Regions from separate parts of the Homo sapiens genome. Here region 1 is linked to region 2. The links are chromatin contacts, found by Hi-C or POLR2A ChIA-PET in ENCODE. All regions are on one chromosome and are shown on one strand. The core of a region is the stretch at or near the end of the contact, and the rest is flanking DNA. Distances in the headings are between cores, read along the strand shown. Region 1 overlaps MBP (myelin basic protein). Region 2 overlaps ZNF516 (zinc finger protein 516).

Evidence for each region. A loop is a pair of places that touch in the nucleus more often than their neighbours do. ChIA-PET counts read pairs that join two places held with the same protein, here RNA polymerase II (POLR2A).
Region 1: a map of GM12878 shows a loop between it and region 2 (2.0-fold over the local background). The contact joins two enhancer-like sites. A Hi-C loop is called at or near these places in 2 of 168 maps with a recorded cell type or tissue (GM12878 and ascending aorta). POLR2A ChIA-PET finds 5 or more read pairs at or near these places in 1 of 52 experiments (naive thymus-derived CD4-positive, alpha-beta T cell).

Annotation. Positions count from the first base shown.
Region 1 is chr18:77,122,611-77,126,563 of GRCh38, forward strand. All of the region lies in intron 1 of MBP (myelin basic protein), which reads right to left. Among named protein-coding and RNA genes, the nearest start is that of MBP, 8.2 kb to the right of the region's middle. RefSeq lists enhancers at 745-1,678, 2,057-2,116, 2,157-2,266. Within about 2 kb of position 2,086, at least 10 of the 41 ENCODE cell types and tissues checked have a DNase peak (open chromatin) inside an H3K27ac peak, as active enhancers do; they include GM12878, where a contact is called at or near this core.
Region 2 is chr18:76,475,620-76,479,591 of GRCh38, forward strand. All of the region lies in intron 1 of ZNF516 (zinc finger protein 516), which reads right to left. Among named protein-coding and RNA genes, the nearest start is that of ZNF516-AS1, 14 kb to the right of the region's middle. RefSeq lists enhancers at 1,228-2,427, 3,552-3,972. Within about 2 kb of position 1,624, at least 10 of the 41 ENCODE cell types and tissues checked have a DNase peak (open chromatin) inside an H3K27ac peak, as active enhancers do; they include GM12878, where a contact is called at or near this core.

The sequences.
Region 1 (3,953 bases), core at 836-3,335, 650 kb after region 2:
GGGCTCACTGCAACCTCCGCCTCCCGGGTTCAAGCAGTTCTCCTGCCTCAGCCTCCCGAGTAGCTGGGATTACAGGCGCCCACCACCACGCCTGGCTAATTTTTGTATTTTCAGTAGAGACAGGGTTTCACCATGTTGGTCAGGCTGGTGTTGAACTCCTGACCTCAGTTGATCCTCCCGCCTCGGCCTCCCAAAGTGCTGGGATTACAGGCATGAGCCACCGCGCCCGGCTAGTATATTTTCCATTCAACATAATTCTGCCAGTTCTAGTCGTCATCATCCAGTCTACTCTACTCCTCTACCGAGCACAACCCCCTTCTTTAGAAAGCCAGCAGCATTTTGTATACATGGCAGGGTATTGAGCAAATATTTTGCCATGGGAAAATTACTTGGGAACTTCTAAGCTTCCTAATAAAACTATAAGCACTTCAAGGGCAAGAATGACATCTATTTTCTCTTAACATACCCTGAAATGGACGGCATAGTATTTTTGTACACAGTAGACACCAAGGAATTTTTAAAAAGTAATGGTACGTTTGCTGTATGTGAGGAGCCTACAACATAGTTCTATAATTTTTTGCTTTGATAGCAAGTTTAGCAAACATGGTAGCTTTCAACCATACAAGAAAGATGAAGAAAATGAGTATCCATAAACGTTCCTCATCAGATGAAGACTCACGCAGGACATAAAATGTTATTCTCTAAATATGGAAAAAGCATCAAAAATACATGATGCAAATAAAAATAAACTGTCAACAAAAAGCTTTAGTATCAATTAGTTATTCTAATGCAAATTCAATTTATCAGTGAAACAGAAAGGACTTCCTGATCACATGAAAGCACACATTTGAGAGCTTGTGTGGGTCTATTCAGATGAGCTGTGTCGACCTGGAAACACCGAGGCACTCACGGTCTGTTTCCTTCCTTCACTTACAGCAGCAATCCTAAGTTAACCCGGAGCTCATTAAAATACATATTCCTGGGCCCGACCCCAAGACTGTGGGGTGGTATGCCAGGGTGGGCCTAGGACTCTGCATTTAATTTGAATTCTCAGTGTAATGTGTGCAGGTGGCTGCAGACCACAGGAGCCAGCTTGTCCCCTCTCCTGGTGAGCAGGTCAGGGGGCCACGGCAGATGCTTGGCTTGGGAGTTGGGCGTCCAGCCACCAAGGCAATTCTGTCCCTGCTAGGACTCTAAACTGATCCAGGTAGCTTTGTTTTGTTTTCCGTGTGTATTGACCTCTGGAGCTTTAGGTTTCTTAATCAGGCTCCAGGTGAAAAGCAGATCTGAGTAGAGCATTTCTCTGTCTCTCTGGGTTGGTGGTCAGCCGGGAAGCAGCCTAGGGCACCTGCACGGAGTCTGCGGGTGGAGCTGCCCTGAGCTCCATCCCTTCCCAGCACAGGGCATTTTGCTCTTGCCTGCAGGGCAGCATGGGCACACCTTCCTACCTGGAAGGAGCAGGGCTCTCTGGGAGCATCCCGTGTCACCAGATGCCCCAAAAGACGGGCCGCAACACCAGCAGTCCCCTGAACTGCTGAGAAACCTCCCTTTCTCCAGCCTCCTGCCTCCCCCTCATCTCTGCCTCTGGGTCCTTTGTTTCCATGTTCTATCTCCTCTTTATTACTTGCCTTTTTATACATTGTATATGTGGTCTCTAATGTAAAATTAAACAGGTAATTTGGTTAATCACTTACTATGAATAAAACTTCATTTTCTTTCTTGACCTTTGGAAAATTGGGGAGCTGAATATTAATCCCTTTACTCTTAAAGGAAGTGAATTGATGTAAACATAAATCGCTAGAATAACTCTTCTGGCCACCACGCCTCCCACCCCCCACCCCGTGCTGGCCTCCTTTCTTGGGGCTCAGTAGCTGCTGTGGTCGCTGCCTGCACCTCCTTCCCCAGCTGCACCCCCGGAAGTGGGGGTTGGACGCGGGGCAGCTGGGGCCGCACTGGCCTGGGTGCCTGTCTCAGGTGAGTTCGGAGGGGATGGGAGAGGAAAGGAGCAAAGTCTCCCTCGGGGCCAGTGGGGGAGAGCCCACCCACAGGAGATAGGAGATAGGGCTTTGGGGACTTCCTGAGGCTGTTGAGCGGGCAGCCACACTTTACCTCCAGAGTTTCTGAGCCAGGTCGCCTGCAGAGTGACAGGAAGTGGGGCCCTGGTTTGCTGGCCTCTGTCTGAATCATGCTAGACTGCTCTTAGAGGCCCAGCTCATTATAAATCCTGGCAGCCAAGAAGGAAAAAGGGCTGGATCCCCATACAAATTTTGTTCCTTAAATCTTTTCAGATTTAGCTAGATTCTCATGGTTCTTCCTCAAGTCATGGGCTCAAGAGTGAGGTTGCAAACACCTAGTTAATCCCCAGGCCTGTGCTGAATCCAGCCCACTCCTCTGAGGTCCCGGCTCCTGCCCGTTTCTGCACGCTTCTCTTTTTAGATCAATTTCTTTATCCTTCCTTTCTGCACTTATATTACTTGAACAAATGACAACGAAGAGGAGGGAGACTGTCTCTCCTGCCCTTTCTTCTTCCTCTCCTTCGCCTTCCTTGTCATTGTCATGCTCTTACCAAATTTCAGTAATTTCACCTCCACACCTGCTTTCAGATTCCTTTGTGGGGCCTTCTAATCTTCCTCTCTAACACTTCATTATCGCTGGTGTCATTTCCCCCCAAACTTTACATTGGTTTATTTATTGCTAATATAAATTACTAATTAGTTCGAACATATTAAAAAGCACAGATAATAATCTACAAGACAACTGGCTTATCCTTTTCATCAAAAAAAGTAACACATTCTGTTATTTGTATAAAATCTCAAAATATTTTTAAGAAATAAAACCATGCAGAGACAGCCAATTCCCTCCCCTCCCCGAGATTAGAAGATAACATTACCTGGCTTCTATATGTCATATAATCCCACGTAATCATGACCACATGTTCTTTTGTGGATTTGAAAATTTTAAAGAAATAGAATAATACTATATATATTCATTTGCAGTTTGCTGGTTTCCATTCAACACTGTTATTTAGAATTTTGTCCATGTTGATACACAAAGTCTGGGTAGTTTAACTGTTGTAAGTAAATCATAGCGTAAATCTATAGCCCTACTCATGGGGAATTAGTGTGTTTCCCTCCTTTTTTTTTGTATCAAAACTTTTACTCGATAAAATATGTACACCTAGTTCAGTAGTGCTGAGAGGGAATTCATACCCTGAAATACTTATATTAGAAAGCAGGAAAAGTCTCAAATCAATAATCTAAGATCTAATTCAAGAAACCAAAAAAAAAAGAGCTAAATATATACAAACAAAGTAGAAGGAAGGAAATACCCAAGAAAGAAATCCCCAGGCCCACATGGTTTCACCGGAAATTTCTACTAAAACAGTTAAGGAGAAATTTATGGCAATTTTATACAATCTCTTCCAAAAGTTAGAACAAGTGGGAACACTTTCTAACTCATTTTATGAGGCCAGTTATCCTGATACTGAAACTAGCAAAGACTATACAAAAAATGAGAACTATAGATCAATATCTCACAAACACTTAGAGGCAAAAGTCCTCAACAAAATATTAGTAAAGTGAATCTAGCAACACATAAAAAAGTTATATACATGGCTAAGTGGAATATATATCAGATACTCAAGGGTGGGTCAGCATTAGAGAGTCAGTCAATCAACTATCCATCATACCATGAAGTCAAAGAAGAAAAATCTCATGAACATATAAATTGTCCCAGAAAAGACATTTGACAAAATACAACACACATTCATGAATAGACATGGACTATTGACTTGATAAAGAACATCCATAAAAATCCTATAGCTACATCATAATTGGTGGTAAAAACTCAGTGCTTTGCCCTTTAGGTCAGAATAAGGCAAGTTCTTGCAACTCTTATTGAATATAGCACTGGACATTCTAACCAGTACGGTAAGATAAGAAAAAGAAATAAAA
Region 2 (3,972 bases), core at 374-2,873:
GGGCAGCAGCCAGCTGGCACACACGGGCACCTCCTGCTGGCTGCTCACAGACCAAATCTGTGCCAGTGGGTCCATGCTCTGGCCACACTGGGCACTGGGCATCTGGAAATCACTGAGGGTGTGTACACACAACAGCACCCTACACATGCCTTAAAGCAAATACACTGAAATGTTACGCAAAATTAAAAAAAAATTAGTTGCAGAAAAACTCACAGAACATTGTACCATTTTAAATTCTTTAAAATGTATATATTTAAAGATCTTACTACATTCACCAAGCGAATGTATTTAAATGCCTAATACAGTGACTGGCATAGAGCAGGCGCTCAATAGTAGCTTCCATAAAATAAACTTACTCTCATGTTGTGAAACGTCTCACACACTTTTTCCTCAAAATGCAATTTCCTCTTTCGACTGTAAATATCTCGATGGCCAAGATGATGAAGACTTTGTCGTGTATAAACTATGCACTTTGTACTATTATCTGAAAAGAAATGGTTTAATTTGGGCAAGGAGAATGTTGCCCTAAGTATTTGGCTCTAACTAAATTACCCACACAAATTTGTGGCTGGAAAACCAAGTAATGAGTTATCTGCAGTGAGTTCCACAACCATCATCTCCTTTTATAGTATGAAAAGAAAGGTGCTAAATGTTCACACCATTTTGTGAAAAATCACCGTATATGTCTTAAAAGCAAAGTGTCTCTGTCTATCTTGATCCCCTTATACAAGATAAACAAAGAGTAAAGCCTTCAGTGCCAGTTGTCAATGTTTTATTCTGGTTCAGTAATTAAAATGGGTAGCTTCATATTAATTCCCTGGAAGAATGACATTCAGATCAATTCACTTCCCAGCAAAAAAAGTGTCCACATCCAGGAGTTGCAGGACAGGGAATAGGATTGGTCTTAGCTACTGGAATTCCTCTCATTTAAAAGTAGGACACAGTGTACATTCTAAGCTCCAACTTCAGACATCTTAAAGCATATTAAACAGTGGTCAAATGAATATGAAAGAAATTCTGCCAAGCGATTAAACGTAAGCTTGTAGTTTTGTGTCAGTTTTCCACTAACCTCCAAAACCAGTCATGGTTTGTCTAAGAAAGGGATGTTTTAATCAGAACACCTTCATTTATTGTAATACTGAGGTCCCACCTGACTAGGTGAACCGTAGGCAACTGAACAACTATAAATTTCACATGACTGGATAGAAACAGCCTAAGCTCTTGAGCCCCCCAGATGTATGCCGGTGCGGGGTGACTTGCTACGGAGGCTTAAATCACTTTCAAGAGAAGAACCCACAGATGAAATTGCACTTGTGGAGACTCAGGTGGATTTGCAAAACTCTGAAAAGAATTTTGGGCTGGTCCACTAACAAACAGTCGTCCTAAAAGTAAAGGTCTACATTTTCCCTTTATGCAGAAATATTCGTTTGCCTACATTTCCGTATGTCCAAAGCACTGTTTTTGCTGAGTCACTGGAACAGAAAAAAGATAAAACAGCACTTTTTATCCCAGCTGAGTCATATCGTTTGGACTTTGTAATTCTACTTGAATGCTAGTCGATCTTACGTTCAAAAGTCTGGTAAGTTTTCTGAACACTGATACTGCAATTCCACAAGTCAGACAGGAAACAGAATTCTAGTTTGTTTCAATATCATCTGACCTATCAAAAGAAGCATTTCAGTGACTAATATAGCAAGCACGAAAACTGACCCTCCGTGAAAGTAATAAACTTGCTGCTCTGAACATCAGATCCATAAGCAGGAGTAACAGGTAACCTGAAGTGTCACCTCCAAGAACGGGACCCAGCCCCACAATGAGGAAGCAATTTAACTCTGCCTTAGCCTTGAAAATGTGACAAAACTGAGTTGGACAGCAGTCTTGAGACACATGGGACAAAAGGCGAGATTCGTTCTGTCCGGGGAAAAACAAGGTCAGGTTTTTGTGCTTTCTTTGTGGCACTTTTAAATACACCAACAAAATGTGATTCTCTTGCAATTTTATACTTTAAATCCCCTACATTTTCCCTTCCACTTGGCTTCCAAACCACCCCACACATTCTCAAGCACTCACAAAATGACCCACTGTAAAGGGTTCCTTTTTATCTCACTGTAATTCCCAATAGCATGGGAATAAGACACAAACAACACAAAAAAACCTGCTGAAACGAAGGAATGCAAACTCATTACACTGCATTTAATTCTCATCTCCTTTAAGAAGATGCTTTAAGAAGCATCTTCTTAAAGGAGTTTGGTTTGCTTTGAGTTACTTCACTCTTCCTTCTGAGAAACAGCTTTTCTGAACCAGTATTGTTATCCATTTTTTAATTATTATATGTAAATGACCTACTTAAAAACAGCTGATGAAATACACTTTGTTCCAGATCTATTCTGAAGGGAAAAGGAGGTTATCTTTCCCACGAATGGATCTCCTAAGTGAAAAGCCCCTAACTTAAAGTGTTTTTGTAAACTCTGGTGGAGAGCAGAAAGTGTACTAACTTCTACTCCAACAACTATATTTCAGATTTTCAGGACAAATGAGAGAGTGACAGATTCATAAAGAGAGTGACAAATTCATCGATGAAGACTGCGGAGAGGAGAGGTATGTAAAACCATCATCTCAATAAAATATTCATTCTTCAACAGGAAGGGCATTTGTTGCTATTCTACCAGTACAATAATGATGTATGAAATAAATCAACTTTGTCTGGGGTTTTCACTCCAGGTATTCCTCAACCCTAAGCAAAGTTAAGAGTTTCTAGGTTTTGTAAACTTGTTTATATTGAGAGGTTGGCAAAACTAAAATGCAGCAAATTATGAAAAAAAAGGTTTAAGGTTTAATATACAATACAAATAACATCTACCTAAATGAATTATATCACAATTATCTCTTTTCTAAAATAAACAATTTTTTAATCTACAAAAAATAGGAATAACAAATCCCTTACAGTTTATAGGCTGAATGTAAAATTATTATTAGATGACATAGAGAATATATATACATTCATGATCCAAAACTTCAAAAGCAGAAAAACTTTTTCTAGCAAAGCAGAAAAATGAGTGCATTTCAAACACACTTTCAGTACACTCTCAGTTCTGTATCAAAGTTTATTAAAATGCTTACATTTGCAGCTTTTCACTTAAGAGATCCACTGTGGGGCTGGGCATGGTGGCTCAGACCTGTAATCCCGGCACTGTAAGAGGCCGAAACAGGCAGATCCCTTGAGGTCAGGAGTTCAAGACCAGCCTGGCCAACATGGCAAAACCCCATCTCCACTAAAAATACAAAAATTAGCTGGGCATGGTTGTGTGCGCCTGTAATCCCAGCTACTCGGGAGACTGAGGCACAAGAATCATTTGAACCTGGGAGGCGAAGGTTGCAGTGAGCCGAGATCATGCCACTGCACTCCAGCCTGGGTGACAAGAGTGAGATTCTGTCCAAAAAAAAAAAAGATCCACTGGGGAAGAGAAAACCTTTTTGTTCCTTCTCAGAACAGACCTGGAACAATCATCATCAGGATACCTCAGTCTGTCCACCAAGTCCATTGGTGCGATCTTAAGAGTCACATGACTTCGGGATGTTTGAATAAAAGGGGCCTTGACTTGGACCTACAGGGCAGGTAAAATGGTCAACAGTCGTTCCAGCTCTTGCTGCTAAAGAACAGAACGTCCCTGTGAACACGGGCCACATTCTCTCAGCAAACCACAACAGAAATTGTTCGGGAAAAGAATAAACTCAATCCATCATGATTTCCTTCTGTTTTCTGAAATTCTCCCGGCAAGTCAGTCTGCATCTGCAATTCTGCCTGCTCTGTGAGTGATCCTTTGCACAGGGTTCCAGCTCCCCATTGTCCAAAGGTGTCCCTGGGGCACGGTCCTCTCCTAACCCCTGGGGCAGGCTGGCTTCCCCTTTCATCCCACAGATGGAGGGAAGACGCACAGGCGTTCGTAACGGGCCAGAAGTCACACCACATGT